2 separate regions of the Homo sapiens genome follow, and region 2 is linked to region 1. The links are chromatin contacts, found by Hi-C or POLR2A ChIA-PET in ENCODE. All regions are on one chromosome and are shown on one strand. Each heading gives the region's core, a stretch centred on a gene start or an enhancer-like site at or near the end of the contact. The rest is flanking DNA. Distances are from core to core; before and after follow the strand shown.

Region 1 (3,697 bases), core at 757-3,256:
AAGTTACATTCTTTTTACATGCAAAGATAGATGCAAATGTTTATTTTTTTTTTTTTCTTTTATACACTATGTACAATGACATCTCAGTCTTCTTGGCCGAATCTTCTGCATTTTTTTGACTTGGCAACATGGGGTGCCCTGGTTCAGGCCTTTCCTCTGCACTTGCTCTCAAGTAATCTTCCCCTCTCTTCAATTTGCTATTGACTCACCAGTGTGTATTCTCAGCCGCAACCTCTCCCCCCAGCTCTGGGCTTTATTTTATAATTTATTTTATTCTACATGACAAGGTCTTTCACTCTGTCCTTCAGGCAGGAGTGCAGTGGCATGATCATAGCTCACTGTAACCTTGAATACCTGGGCTTAAAATGATCTTTCCTCAGCCTCACAAGTAGCTAGGACTACAGGCGTGAGCCACCACGCTGGAGCAGTTTTTCCATTTTTGTGGAGATTGGGTCTCCCTGTGTTGCCCAGGGTGGTCTTGAACTCCAGGCCTCAAGCAGTCCTCCTGCCTGGGCCTCCCAAAGTGGGATTACAGGCATAAGCCACTACATCCTGGGCTTTTTTATTTAACTGCCTGCATTTCCCCTTGGTATTTAATAGGCATCCCAAAACATCCCTAAAACCCAACTCATTTCCCTTCCTCTCCTATCCCTAGTATTCTTCCCCTAGTCTTTCCTGTAAGTGGCAACTTACAGAAGCTTTGGAGTCATCCTGACTCTTCATTTTCTTACATCCCACTTCCAGTCAATCAGAAAATCCTTTTGGTTCTGCCTCTGAAATATTTCCAGAATATCTCCACCTCTAATCCAGGCCAGTGTCACCCTCTATAGATTGTGATAGTCTGTACAGTCATGTGGTCACTGTATCATGGGCTCCTGCCTAATATCCCTGGGACCATTTTTGTTACTTACAGCGTAGCCAGAGTGATCTTTCCTTGGTTTCTCCTCACATTCAGAGTAAAAATCCCAAGTTCTGTAGGACCTTCTGCCTCCTGTCCATCCTAGTTAGCTATCTACCGTTCTCTCTGAGCTTTAGCTGCATTGACTTTTTTGCTTTTTTCACTTGCTGTTTAACCTCTGCCTGGGTGTTCCACTCCCAGGGAAGATACCCGACAGGGTGGGAGGGTACATGTGTGTGTCTATACCTTCTTTCCTTCCCTGGGATCTAAGCTCACTGAGTATCAGAGACTACAGCATCCCAAGCACCCACAACAGTGCTACTGGTGATAATAGGCACTCAAGAAATTGTTCTTGAATGAATGAATGAATGAATGATGTTTCCTTTCAGTAACCTTGTCATCATAATTATACTTGATAACTGCAGTTACTTAGTTCTAATTGAAGGTCACTGGTTTTATTGCTCACCAGTGTTTCTTACATACTTCTCATCAAATCTGAAATACACTTCAATCTCACGTGACTGAAGGTTTTCACACAGCTATGTAGTGACTGCACCCTGGCTGACAAGGACTGAAACCTCCAGCGGTGCAGGATGCATCCCAAGTTCAGAGAGAATAAGGTGTAAAAACAAATCTGAATTCTTTCTTAGAATTGATGAAATAGGTTATATTGGGTATCCCCCCAGCTTGAAATATTCCGATTCAGTTTCCATCTGATTTAACTGTTTCCTAAAAGTGATAACTTCCGGAACAGGTACAAGCATAATATAGTGTGGCCATTGATTTCATGCTGTGGTCTGTTATCTTTACTCACCTGACTTTTGGCCCCCCTGCTTGTATTAGAAAAGTGTGACGCTAATATGGTTCTCTGTGATGATTGCTTGTCTTTCAGCCATCATTTCTTTCCCTGTGGAACTCATATAACTCAGATAAGATCTCTGATCAATCCTCCTTATTACTTAGAGTTTTCTCACATAATTTCCATTTGTCTGTGTCAGCTTTGCCTTTCTGCTGTGGGTAGAGTGGGACCTCTCTCAGTTGTATGAGGGATAGATTCTGCTGCCTGGCTCTAGTCATATAGGACGGCCAATCAGGAGATTGGAGGACTCATGGTGAGTCAAGATGGCTGGGGCGGGTATGCAAGATAAATCTGTTCCACTTCCTTGTCAGAGTTCCAGGTGGTTATTTTTACATTGTTTCTGTTAGTAGTTCTTTCCTCTTTTGTCTATATTTGTTTGAAGTCTGTCTCCCTCTAATTCTGAATTGACTTTTCCGGAAGTTATTCAAGTCTGATTTTCTTTCCTCCCTTGTCAGGGAAAAGAAGTTGTGACAAATTGCTTGGATCCTTAAGCTTAAGTGGGAAGGATGGCTTCAACACAGAACATCTGTTTCATTGCTGTTTTATCCGTCAGTAAAACTGTTACTTCTTTTATGTACTAAAAGTTCTTAGCACTTAACTAATATTAGCTCTTTGTGCTCTGATGCCAGACTTCCTATAAATTAATGGAAAATTTTTGTGGTTTTGGTTTATTCTAGACCTCAGACTTTACGTAGTATATTTCACTTTTTCACAAGAGGAAGGATTTGCCACACAGCATTCAAATTACTATTATAGGATATGAATTGTTGCGTACTTTGTCTCTTTGAAAAAGAATCAAGGTTTACCAAGCTTGATTTTAGCCAGTCACCGTATTTCCTAGCTAAATAATGGAAGTAGGGGAGAATCTATACAAGTCAGAGAGTTGTTCTTTTTTGTTTCATGGGGCCTTTCTCTGAGACTGCTAGGGACTCTGTGCTTGATTGGTTGTCATTGTTCAAACTTCAGGTGGTTTCGAGTTAATTTTTTTAAACTAATGTTTAATTTCCTTTTTCCCTGTAGCTTTTACAAAGTTGATCACAGTAAATGGACAAGAATATCATCTTCAACTTGTAGACACAGCCGGGCAAGTAAGTGACCTCTGGTATCTCAGAATCTTATACAGCATATCTGACAGTCTTGGTCCTAGCACTGATTTTTAAAAGTACCAGCTATGCCAAGAAAACCCCTCAGGTTGTGTGCAGACAGTCCCTGACTCCCAATGGTTTGGCTTGCAGTGGCTCGACTTAACAATTTCTCATCTTTACGATGGGTCTATTGAGGTATTTGATACATTTTCAACTCATGATATTTTTGGTTTACAGTAGGTTTATCACGATGTAACCCCATCATAAGTCAAGGAGCTTACACAGATAACTAAATGTTAGTATGCTGTCTACTTGGTCTTTTCTAAGACATTTCTGGCAGTTATCTTTTAATAACTTGTTTTTCTGCTTTAGAATTGCTTTAAATATATTAACATTGTAAGGGTTAATACTTATTACAGGATAGTGGTTTTCTATTTTCTAAACTTTAATTCTATATTAGAGAGTCATATTAGTTGCTTTCTTTCTCTTTGTGATATGTGTTCTCCTACATTAGGGCAAAAGTACATCTTTTCTAGAGGAAAGGCATAAGAGGGGCATAGGGCAGAAATTAGCTGATTTAATCTTATGAGGACCTGGGCCATAAAATACCAGTTTGACTGGAGTCCAGGCTCTGGTTTGAGTGTTGGCTTTAGTTTATATAGTAGAGTCTCTGGGTGGGTGGATTTGAGAGTGATTACTAGATTAGGGAGTTTCAATTTATTTGATAGACAGTAGATAATGGCCAAAAGTCAAATAATCCCCCCAGAAAGGATATTCACATGTCGGTTAATGTAGCAGGGATGTGTGGAATGGATCACCAGGGAATTGGCTGGAAGCAAGGGGGAAAGGAGTACA
Region 2 (3,697 bases), core at 421-2,920, 140 kb before region 1:
AAGCTCTCCCAGCACCTGCTCTGCCCCCTCCAATTAATTTGCCATGCTGCTGTTGGAGATATTTCCTTCAAACATATTTCTAATCCCATCGCTTTCATTTCTAAAGCCTCCGGTACTTTTCCTTTGCCTGTAGGAGTCCGCACTTCCCGGCACGCCCTCCTTGCCCCCTTCTCCTCCCTCCCCAGCCTCACCTGGTGCCTCTTTCCTCCCTGCATTTCCCTCCAGCTACTCTGGCCTTCATCAGCTTCCTCAAACTGCCTTGCTCCTCCAGGCCTGCCAGACTTTACACAGACAGCTCCTGCTCCTTGAATCATTCCTTCCTCTCCTTTGGCCACCTGCTCGTTTTCTCCAAGTCTCAGGTTAGATGTCGCTTCCTCAGGGAAGCCTTCCCAGAAGCCCCGATGAAGACTTCCCATGCTATCTCATGATCCCTCACAATTGATAGGTGCTGTTAGGGGGACGCACTTCTTTGTGTTTCCCAGTAGCCCCTCCCATTTATTTGCCATTACATTGTAAGCTCTGTGAGGATGGAGACTGAAATCTTAATATTTGCCAGGTCTTGAGGCCACTGGGATGAGTGAAACTTGGTTTTCAGTAAACATTTGTCACACAAATGAACGTATGTATTTTGGAGCTTATGCTTTTACTGTGGCACCTAGGCTTGCCATACTTCAGGTGGTCAATGTTATTTCTTACAAAGACATAAGGCATTTCTATTTGAGGCATTGGAGAAATGAGAGGAATTGCATTTGCCATGTTGATGGTGCGCTAATCAAAGAGCAGTGAGGGCGGAGCAACGGAGGAAGTGAAATGACTGAGTGAACCCTGGAGGTGTGAAAGGCTTCTCCACCCGACGGTGGGTGACATCAGGGCTTGTGACGTTTGCAGTTGAATAACTGAAGGCAGTAGCAAGTGGGTAGAGTGGGATGGCTCGCCTGCGGAATCTGGCATCCGAGGAAATCGCCTTGACACCTTCCTTTCATGGCCGTGATTACACTTGTGCTAAGGTTAGGGGGAACAGAGCCAGGTTCATCTCTGATATGAAAAGGGAAGAGCGATTTTGGGGGAAGGGAACTAGTCTGGGAACCTTTTGGCTAAATTTTAGTCACTTTTTAATCTGTTTAATATGCTGCCACGGCCGGGTGCTGTGGCTCACCCCGTAATCCCAGCACTTTGGGAGGCCAAGGTGGATGGATCATTTGAGTCCAGGAGTTCGAGATCGGCCTGGGCAACATGGCGAAACCCTCTCTCTATAAAAATAAATAAATAATACAGAAAATTAGCCAGACATGGGAGGTGAGTCCCATGCCTCCTGAGTCCAGGAGGTTGAGGCTGTGCTGAACCATGAGGGCATCACTGCATTCTAGCTGGGGCAACAGAGCAAGACCTTATCTGAAAAAAAAAATATATATATATGTACACACACACACACACACACACACACACACGCTGCCTTCTGTCCCACTTGGAGCTGTTTCCCATGTATCTGAATTTATATAACATCAATGAGGTTTCTGAACATCATGCTAACTGATTCATTTTATTTTAGGTTGTACTTTGGTCATTTGTAACTGACAGGAAGTTGCTAGCAATAAGTTGTTATTTTATGAATCATTTTCCACATTTTCTTGGAAGTGGAATGTTTCATTGTTCCGTCAAGACCTCCTCCCCAGTACACACATGCGCATTGTAAGACGCTTATTTACCCTCTTTCCTTGGCTCTCAGTCTTCACGTTGACTTCTCTAGCTTTGAAGCTTATACATACATACGATGTAACCCCCCTTTTTTTAATGCATGTGTAATTAGAGCCATAGCAATTAAGAGCATGAGTCAGATTCACCTTAGAGTCTCATTTCTTCTACTTAATAACTGTGAGAACTTTAGTAAGTTTCTTAAAGCTTTGGTTTCTTCATATGTAACTTGGAAATAATAATAGTACCTAGCCAGGAGGATTATATGTGGATTAAATAACATGGGCATGATATCCACTAGAGCAGGGGTCCCCAACCCCCTAGCCACAGACCACTACTGTTAGGAATCGGCCCACACGGCAGGTGAGCAGCAGGCGAGCGAGCATTACCTCCCGAGCTCCGCCTCCTATCAGATCAACAGCAGCATTAGATTCTCATAGGAGCGCGAACCCTATTGTGAACTGCACAAGCAAGGGATCTAGGTTGCACACTCTTTATGAGCTTTTTTTTTTTTTTTTTTTTTTTTTTTTGAGACAGAGTCTTGCTCTGTTGCCCAGGCTGGAGTGCAGTGGCGCAATCTCGGCTCACTGCAAGCTCCACCTCCCAGGTTCCAGCGATTCTCCTGCCTCAGCCTCTCAAGTAACTGGGATTACAGACACTTGCCACCATGCCCAACCAATTTTTGTATTTTTGTAGAGACGGGGTTTTACCATGTTGGCCAGGCTGGTCTCAAACTCCTGACCTCGTGATCTGCCTGCCTCAGCCTCCCAAAGTGCTGGGATTACAGGCGTGAGCCACCGTGCCCAGCCTTCCTTATGAGACTCTAACTCATGCCAAATGATCTGAGGTGGAACAATTTCATGCTGAAACCATCCCCCTGCTCCCCCATCCATGGAAAAATTGTCTTCCATGAAACTGGTCCCTCCCAAAAAGGTTGGGGACCACTGCATTAGAGGGCCTGGGATGTAGTATGGGGACCGCTGCATTAGAGGGCCTGGGATGTAGTACAGTCTCCATCAGCAGTAACTGCGATGATGACTAGGAAGACAAGAAGAAACCGAGCAAAAATTTAAAGTGATTCCAGCGATTCTGTTCTTCTGCACTGTCAGACTTTGCCCCATGTGGACACAGGTATGTATGCCACATATAGTTGGCAGCTTTTGCGATTGGATGTTTGTGCTTATCCCTGTTCCTGAGAAATGCTCTCAGGAAAGATGGTGTGTCACCATTTTACAAATGAAGAAATTCAGGCTCAAGGGTATCAATTTGTTCAAGCTCACAAGAAAGGCAGTAACAATTCTGACCTAGGGTTGGTCTAGATGCTTCTGTCTTCTCCATTGCCTCCCATTTGAACTGGGAGTACCTTGAGTAGTCCCCATTGGTGAACACTGGCTTGCTACCTGACATCTTCTATTGGTGACTTATTGTAATGGCTCTGCCAATGGTTTTTTTGTGTTTTGATTTGCAGTAGTAATTCTTGTCAGTGCTGTCACACAGTGTAAAAACAATGGCACGCCATAGTAGAAACTGTCAGAGGACGCACAACAGAAAGATCCATTATATTGCAAAACCCCAAAGAGGTGCACACATTTATGGACGTATGTGTAATCTCTGCGAAACTCCAGTGTTTCATTGTGAGTTAGGATAGCCTTTTGTCAGAGTCTCAAACTTCAGGACACTTGCGGGGACTTGGATGAAGTGCCCATCTTGAATTCATCAGAATGAATTCACCAAATTGCTCTGCCACTCTTGTGACTCAGCGGTTTGCTGAATATATTCACTTACCTCTCTTCCCTCCTAAAGTCTACTGAAATGACATAGATCAGTGAAATCAACTACAAAGGTAGTCATGCTTAATAAAAACAAAAACTTAGTTCTTGGATAAGTCAGTAAAGTGGATAAACCTTTGTCAAGTCTGTTCAGGAAAAAATGGGAGAAAATGCAAAGCTTTAGAAAGAAGAGAAGCTTCTTAACTATAAATGCAGAGATCTTTAAAAGTAACGTT

Evidence for each region. A loop is a pair of places that touch in the nucleus more often than their neighbours do. ChIA-PET counts read pairs that join two places held with the same protein, here RNA polymerase II (POLR2A). Pooled maps may share reads with other maps.
Region 2: a map of endometrial microvascular endothelial cells shows a loop between it and region 1 (6-fold over the local background). The contact joins two enhancer-like sites. A Hi-C loop is called at or near these places in 4 of 168 maps with a recorded cell type or tissue (GM12878, PC-9, endometrial microvascular endothelial cells and 1 more), 33 of 37 single-sample maps with no recorded cell type and 13 of 50 pooled maps. POLR2A ChIA-PET finds 5 or more read pairs at or near these places in 4 of 52 experiments (AG04449, GM12878, activated T-cell and 1 more).

The regions. Positions count from the first base shown.
Region 1 is chr7:151,483,885-151,487,581 of GRCh38, reverse strand. It overlaps RHEB (Ras homolog, mTORC1 binding), which reads left to right. Exons shown (of 8, transcript NM_005614.4): 3 at 2,778-2,845. Among named protein-coding and RNA genes, the nearest start is that of RHEB, 34 kb to the left of the region's middle. Within about 2 kb of position 2,006, at least 9 of the 41 ENCODE cell types and tissues checked have a DNase peak (open chromatin) inside an H3K27ac peak, as active enhancers do; they include endothelial cell of umbilical vein, where a contact is called at or near this core.
Region 2 is chr7:151,621,889-151,625,585 of GRCh38, reverse strand. All of the region lies in intron 5 of PRKAG2 (protein kinase AMP-activated non-catalytic subunit gamma 2), which reads left to right. Among named protein-coding and RNA genes, the nearest start is that of RHEB, 100 kb to the right of the region's middle. Within about 2 kb of position 1,670, at least 2 of the 41 ENCODE cell types and tissues checked have a DNase peak (open chromatin) inside an H3K27ac peak, as active enhancers do; they include endothelial cell of umbilical vein, where a contact is called at or near this core.